2 separate regions of the Homo sapiens genome follow, and region 1 is linked to region 2. The links are chromatin contacts, found by Hi-C or POLR2A ChIA-PET in ENCODE. All regions are on one chromosome and are shown on one strand. Each heading gives the region's core, a stretch centred on a gene start or an enhancer-like site at or near the end of the contact. The rest is flanking DNA. Distances are from core to core; before and after follow the strand shown.

Region 1 (4,050 bases), core at 494-2,993, 140 kb after region 2:
TTTTGTAGAACATGAAGAATTTTACTAAAATGAGGGGAAGATGGGTGCAGAGGAAGGGGAAAGTCAGTGATTGGGAACCTGTGTTACGACTATTGGGAAAGAGTCTAAGTTGGTGAAGGGTCTGAGATTACCACACTTTCAAGATGACAAGTCGGCCTGCCACACATTCAAGTATGCTGGCAGAAGGCTCAAGAGTCCTGGATCCTGGATGAATGAGCTATGACGATGTGGATGGCTGGATGTCAGGAGAAGATGATGTCAGTGTTTGGGGATCCTCAATAGTTGAAGGTTTTTGTTTTGTTTTGTTTTGTTTTTGCCAAAAACTTTTGGAAGAGCATTGTAATAGAATGTTATTGTCTCTTTCTTTTTAACTCATTAAAGTGTTGCCACAGATGTTGTAAAAAAAAAAAAAAAAAAAAAAAAAAAAAAGAGTCCTGGATCAGAGCCAAAGGATTTTACCACTCATAGAACAGCAAGCAGCCTAAGCATGATGTTGGTGTCATTTCCCCTTGTCCCCAAGTCAAGCAGGTGATGCAGATGGGCTCGAATGGATGCCTGCAGAAGCAGTGGACTGCATTCCAGGAAAGGAATACTGAGCTTAGGGAACCTGAATCTTTTATAAGAGGCAGAAAGCAAAGCTGCCCTTTGTTCCAGAGTTGAGAACAAAAGGCAGTCAGTGCCTCTGCTGACAAAATGTATAGAAATATGAGACACAGAGAGAACTGTCGCCCAACAGAGGAACTGTCCCGCAGACCAACCCAGTTGATATTGGTCATCTAAACATATGAGTTATCAAGCCCATTATTGCTCCCATCAAATACCACCACTGAGCTAATATTTCCATACAAGGAAATGATGATAAGATAATCATTTTGAAATGACCAGAAAAACTTCTCTCCAAGGTGACATTGATTGCCTAACACTTCATGAACACTATCATTTAAACAAGATTCTAACCAACTGAAGTGACTTCTAACTCATAATTTATTTACTCTCTTTGTTGTCTTAAAATGGGTGAATCTGCTAAATATCTTTTTGAAATCTAGATCCTCACTAGATTGAAATGTGATCTAAGCGCCAGCAACATTGATTTCACCTGGAAGCTTGTGAGAACTAGCTGAATATCAGACTCCGCCCCAGAACTACTATGTCATAATCTGCATCTTAGCAAGATCCCCAGGTAATTTGTAGGCATATTAAAATTTTAAAAAATGGATTTAGATTCTAGAGCAGAGGTTGGCAAACTTTTTCTGTGTAAGGCCAAGTAATAATTATTTTAGCCTTTGCAGGGACACTTCTGCAATTACTCAACTCTGCTATTGTACCTGGAAAGCAGCCAAAGACAATAGGTAAACAAATTGGCATGGTAAGATTTGCCCAAGGGCCATAGTTTGCAGATCTCTGCTCTGAAGTATTGCTTTGAATTAGAAATTATATTTCAAACAGAAATAAGTGTAACAAACTTGTTTTTAATAACTTGGCTTTGAGTGAACCCACGCTGGCTTCTAAACATCACACCATGTTCCTTTGTAACTCCTTACAACCCACTATTTAATGACCCATTCTTTAATTTTTCTTTAGACTGATATCAAAATTACTAGTTAATAGTGTGTACAATCCACTTTCTTCCTCTTTTTGGTATTTGCAGTGATGTTTGCACATTCCCAGCAGCTGTTGATTCTGCTCCTTCCCTTTATGATTTGTCAAAGATAGTGATTCAGGAATCTCAAATGTCAGTTTTCTCAGGATCCTATGATGTAATTTGTCTGGGCCAGCAGATAGTCCGCCTATCTTGGACCTGCTTTCCTTTGTCAATATTTACTTTACCATTTCTAATCTAAAGTTGGTTCTCCTTTACAAGGATAATGGAAGCAAAGGGATGGAGATCAGTGCAGAGGGGGAAATTAAAGATGCTGAATAGCAGACAGAATGTGTGGGGTTTAGGGCTCTAATATCTAGAGCTATATAAAAGAGGACAGAAAAATATAAGAACACAAAAGTGGAATAATATGTACATTGCTGATTAGAACTAATATAGTGATATATGTTAAAGATGAAAAACAGCATTCAAACTCATGACTTCTCTTTTTTGTTTTTAACTGAAAAAGCAAACCTTCAGGCAATGTAAACTCATAGAACTGTATTACATTAATTTGGCTTTTTCTATCCAGGTTAAGAGTGACAAAAACAATTTGAAATTTAATTAGAGCCCAGGGCAACAGAGATGTGGGAACTTTCTATCATTTTCCAAAAGATTTTCATGTAAACATCTTCTAAGTTTTAGATTTAACAGGCAATAAATAATTTTCTAAAGAAGTTTCTTAAAAATGCTTATTTGCAGAGTATATATTAGACCAAGGAGGAAGCAAAAGGAAACTAAATCAAAATTTATTTTTTGAAGACTAGAGTATAAAGACATAAGCTTTCACAGTGAAAGTAAGACCTAACAGAGCTCACTTTGGCCTGCATGCCTCCACCATGGGCACACAGCTACAATCTGAGGTTGCAGTTTTATTTTCCCTGAGAACACATGGAGCAGCCAATTATTAGTAGCACTGCAAACATTACACACAAGATACACAGCTCTCTTAAAATGTCAAGAGGATCATTTCACATTATCCAATGGTCAGCCAAAGTTCCTATGGCCTGAATATTATACATAGGAGCTTGTAGTATTTCTTGCTTTAGAATCATGGTTCAGTTGATATAAAACACCACCATCATAAAAATAGCCAATATTTATTGAGGTATATTATGTACTAGGAACTGTGCTAAGTACATTACAAACATTATCTAATTTAAAATTCTGGTAAGTAAATTGATTATCCTAATTTTATAGGTGAGAATAGAAAAGAGGCTTATAGAGACTAACCTAAGGAAGTGTCAGAAGATAGAACTCAACAAAAGGAATAAAAACAAAGTTGAGAGATCAGGAGATGGTCTGAGTTGTTAAAAAGAAAAAAATGTGCAAAGGAGGAAGCAGAAAATTTAAAAGAAAAAGATATTTAAGAAACAGATTGTAGAAAATTAATGTAAAATATATAATATTAATTAAAATTAGAGTCAACGATTACATATATAACTTGCCACTGGTGTTGGAATACATGAAAATAAGGCACTAAGTAACTCTCTTAGGTCACTAGAGTAACATGGATGTTTTTTCCCACTGGTTTAAAAGATTTAATGTGTATCTGCCATTCTGCTCATTGATGTCTGTAACACAACAGTGCCTGGCAAATATTAGGCATGCAATAATTTTTTTTGCTGAATGAAAGAACAAATGAATAGATGAATGTGTGTCCACAAATGTTTCTCTCATGGAGCAGCATATCCATTTGATAAGAAACACACACACTTTCTGAAATGTTTTAAAACCCTTGTGTTTGTAATAATAATGAGACTAGTTGACATTTATTGAATGCCTACTGTGTATATGTCAGCAACTGTTCTATGCTCTTTATATTTACTAACTCATTTGGTCCTCACAACAAACCTATGAGAAAGCTGCCACTACAATTCTCATTTTACAGAGGAGAAAATTGAGGTACATAGACAAGGAATTGTTCAGAATTCCCAAGCAGTAAGTGGCAGAATGGGAAGCAAGTCATGCAGTCTGGTTCCAGAATCCAAGATCTCTACCATTGTGTTGATATACTGGATAGGAGTTCTTTAAGAATTTAGAGAAATCAAAGAATTCTAGCTGAAAGAGACATTAGGGATAATGTGTTACCTCACTTTACAAACTGAAAAGTTGATGCCCAAGGAGGCAATGTCTCTCACTCTTGGGTGCAGAGTTAGTGGAAACACAAGGAGTAGCATTTTAGTGTCTCAAATTCCCTGCCCAGTTCTTTATTTCTGATACCACACTGCCTCCTACAAACCACTTGAGTAGAACAAAGCTCACATATGGAAGATCTGAAAGCAGTTACTCAGCACTATATTATTTACCATACATATAAAGCAACAAAACAAAACAAAACAAAAACACATAGATGATAAAATTAGAACAGATTAGAGGAAGGTTTTTAAAAGAGATTAAATCTTGAAATA
Region 2 (3,471 bases), core at 787-3,286:
GAATTCGAACTGAGGTGCTGGAGAAATCCTAAAGATGAACAAGATTTCAGTGAGGAGAAAGCCCTCCTGTCAGTGGTCCCCCTGCATCTCCTTATGCAATTAGACTTTTTAGGTTTCCCTGCTCCCTTTCAGGAGCATTGGCATCAACGTTATTCTCTCAGTTTATGAACACAGTAGGGGAGGGGCCATTCCTGTACATCTCTCACAGTCAGATTAAAGCAAAGCCTAGAGTTTGTAAACATAATTCAGGTTCTAATTGCCGAGCTGAGATTGGGAAAGAATTTTTCCTAACTCTGGTCTAGCAAGTGGCTGTAGGGAGGCCTTTCTCAAAAATCAGCTGTATTTGCCTTTGACATTGTCCAGGAGCAGAGCACCAGGCTTTATGTTGCTTGGCACAAGGCAGCTCCTCTGGTTATGTGACTCCTGCTGAGAGGATTTTCACAATTTATTAATGAGCTTTCCACAACCCTGCTTTATTCTCCAAACAGTTTTACGCTGTCTCTAGGAACAACAAATATATCTGGGCACTGTGGTTGAATGAATACCAGACAATTGTGTGAATGTTGTATTGGACTTCCTCTTCCCTCCCTTCCCAATCTAAATAGCATTCCTATTTCAGGAGCCGATGGTGTGATTCGAAACAACTGCTTGGTTGAAGGATGGGGGGCAGGATCGAGAAGGAGAGAGGGAAGGGGCAGTGCTGATTCTGGAGAGGTGTATGTAGTGTTTTGTCTTGGTTTATTTTAAAGATCAGAGAGTAATTGGAAACAATTATTTTTTAATTAATAACTTGGGAAAGGTGAACAGAAGCATTTCACAGGGTTTTACCGTGTGCACACTGAAAATAAAACACTTTATGCTATGCTTCAATAATTTATCACTTCTTGACAGGGGCTTGGAAAAGGTCCAGTATGTAAGTACAAATCACCAATTTGCTCTTTTATAAATGAGTTCTTTTAAGGAGAAAATGGATGGCTCTCCAAGTGGAGCATACATGTTCTCATTTGTTTTGTAGAATATGTGGGGCTGCAGGTTATTGTGTCCCTTCATTCACTTATATCAGCCACCTCTAAAAGCAATTCCATTGTAGTCTCCCACTAATCTGTAGCGTCCTGTTTTTTCTAACTTCTTCCCTGACCTCGCCTTTGATATATAAGTCTTTATTTTCCCCTTGCCATCTCTCTAGTTTAATAGCTCTACAGTGGAGTACTGTTTTCAACCATGGAACTACTTTTAATCAAGATCAACTTTGGGAAGTGCTGCCATTTTTATGGTAATAAAGGACTGTATTATGCACTTGAACCCGCTCAAGTTGTCCCCTGTGTATACCTTCACATAGTAGAACCATGAAACAAAGTGTAAATGCTTAAATTGCTTTGTTCTTAACTGTAGTCTCCTAGAGGTCAGTGAATGATTTCTAGTTGCATTGTAGCGAAGACATTTGTTCCAGGTTGAAGAATTTTTTACTTGAGAACATACATTTTCCCTGTCTGTGTGCCCCCAAACCCTGTCTGCCACACTCTTTCTCTTGGGCTGTGACAAAACAGAATGTTTAGCGAGAAACAAAATTGTGCTCGATTTTCAGACTATCTGACTTCATTTTCTGTTTTGGTCTTTGAGCTATTCCTTGGCTAATCTTCCAACAAGTCGAATTGATTCTTATTTCAAAACTGTTTATCCCAAAACAGAGCTGTTGACAAGTACAAATACAGATGGCAGACATGTGGTATGATTTTCATGTTCTCATCTCAGCATTCAGGAAGGGAATGTTATTGAAAGATGGTTTACATCTGAAGCTTTCTGCTCAAGGCAATATGGAATGCATGCTAGGAGCGCTTAATTATGCTTAATTAATAATAGTAACAAATGCTTACGGGATTTCCTTAAGGTCTAAAAGTGCAGCAGCATTGGACTTGCTGTGTAAGGCTTACCGCCCCGGAGGCTATAATAATCTGTAACAATAGAAGCAACCTCTAGGGGGTAAAATTGTCTTTGATAATCACTGACTCTTGGGTGACCTCAGTACAGCATTCCAGGCCAAAGATCCAGAATGTTCCCTTACTGGGGGCAGACACGCCTATGATTGCACTGACCTTTGTCCTCCGAGCAGATGATCCTCCAGAGTACTGGCTAGCTCTTAGATTCAGAGGTAAATCCCAGCCCATGCTGTGGCCTTGCTGTTCCCCACAGCCCAACTGCATTAACTATAATTTTTTTTTCTCCACAAAAAGAAATTGTTGGTGAAAGGAAGACAACCTTCAGTTTTTCTCCCCACCGACCTGGTTTCAGGAGGCCGTGTGCTCAGTGGAGTGTCTCTGCCTGTCTTCGCTAAGCTTGCCCCTGACCATTGTGGAGGTAGATGCCACCTAAGAGTGGCAGGGTTAGTCCTGACCTCTGGGGTCTGAATATCCAGCAACTATCTTAATTCCAGTCGCTGCTGTCTGTTGTACCACCAGTACACAGCAGTACAGCTGTGTCTCTGTTGTTGACCGACTAACTTAGATTCACTGTTGAAGTCCAATTAGCCAGAGTGGGGGTGAAAATGCAAGAGTGGACGGTGAGAGTGGTATGTGTCATGTACGACAGGACAGTGGAGAGAGCCCTCTCTGATACCTGTTAGTCCCTCCTTTAAAAGATGCGGGAGGTGGCCAGGGAGTGGGGATTTCAGAATGTGGTGGCAGAAATCAGTTTGGCATTTATTGGATGACAGCTGTAGGCAGGCACTGTGCTATACCTTAGGGGGGTAGATAAAAAAGGAAATATGACATTGCACCTTCCATACTGAGTTTGTAGGTTTGGGTATTTATGGGGGAAAGTGGTACCCTCCATCCTTTTTTTAAAAAATTGGGCCAAAATTGTAAGAATTCTTTTAAAAACCTGAACATTTTAGATGGATTTGAGCATCTCAACTGTATGTTCGTATCTTGAAATTCCAAATAAACTCAGGAGTGGATAATTCTGAAATCTGAACGTAACTATGCCCTGTTTACCCACAGGCCCAGGTAGTTCAGCCTCCCATCTTTGTTTTTTTCCTTCTCCTAGAAAAGCCAGCTTTTGTGTGGTTTAACTGAACAGTCATGTTGGATTTTTTTTTATTTGAAGACCCATTTTGACTCATCTGCAGCACTGAAGGATTTTCTTCATAGTAATTTGGGAGTTATAGCAGATAGAAAGGCAGAGGCATATTCCAGGAATTTCATGAAATATAAAACACTGAAACACTTGGGATAGGCTAGTTTTCAATGCCTAGGTTACACAAATGTCCAAATTCACATGGGCTTAATTTATTCCAAGTTTTATAATGGGATGGATGTTGGTGAGTTTGGCAATATACCAATAATTTGGATTAAAGGAGAGGTTAGTTTATGAAAAGTTTACGTAACAATCTTAGGCAATTTTATTACCATCATGTGCATACGGTATTTCAAGTCACTATTCAGTGTTTATATCAAATAGACGTTTTATTGAACT

What was found. A loop is a pair of places that touch in the nucleus more often than their neighbours do. ChIA-PET counts read pairs that join two places held with the same protein, here RNA polymerase II (POLR2A). Pooled maps may share reads with other maps.
Region 1: a pooled map shows a loop between it and region 2 (2.5-fold over the local background). The contact joins two enhancer-like sites. A Hi-C loop is called at or near these places in 1 of 168 maps with a recorded cell type or tissue (PC-3) and 5 of 50 pooled maps. POLR2A ChIA-PET finds 5 or more read pairs at or near these places in 1 of 52 experiments (PC-9).

What each region holds. Positions count from the first base shown.
Region 1 is chr4:146,334,853-146,338,902 of GRCh38, forward strand. The region is part of intron 5 of SLC10A7 (solute carrier family 10 member 7); the gene reads right to left. Among named protein-coding and RNA genes, the nearest start is that of MIR7849, 72 kb to the right of the region's middle. Within about 2 kb of position 1,744, at least 2 of the 41 ENCODE cell types and tissues checked have a DNase peak (open chromatin) inside an H3K27ac peak, as active enhancers do.
Region 2 is chr4:146,190,234-146,193,704 of GRCh38, forward strand. It overlaps LSM6 (LSM6 homolog, U6 small nuclear RNA and mRNA degradation associated), which reads left to right. Exons shown (of 4, transcript NM_007080.3): 4 at 1-1,302. Among named protein-coding and RNA genes, the nearest start is that of LSM6, 16 kb to the left of the region's middle. Within about 2 kb of position 2,037, at least 2 of the 41 ENCODE cell types and tissues checked have a DNase peak (open chromatin) inside an H3K27ac peak, as active enhancers do.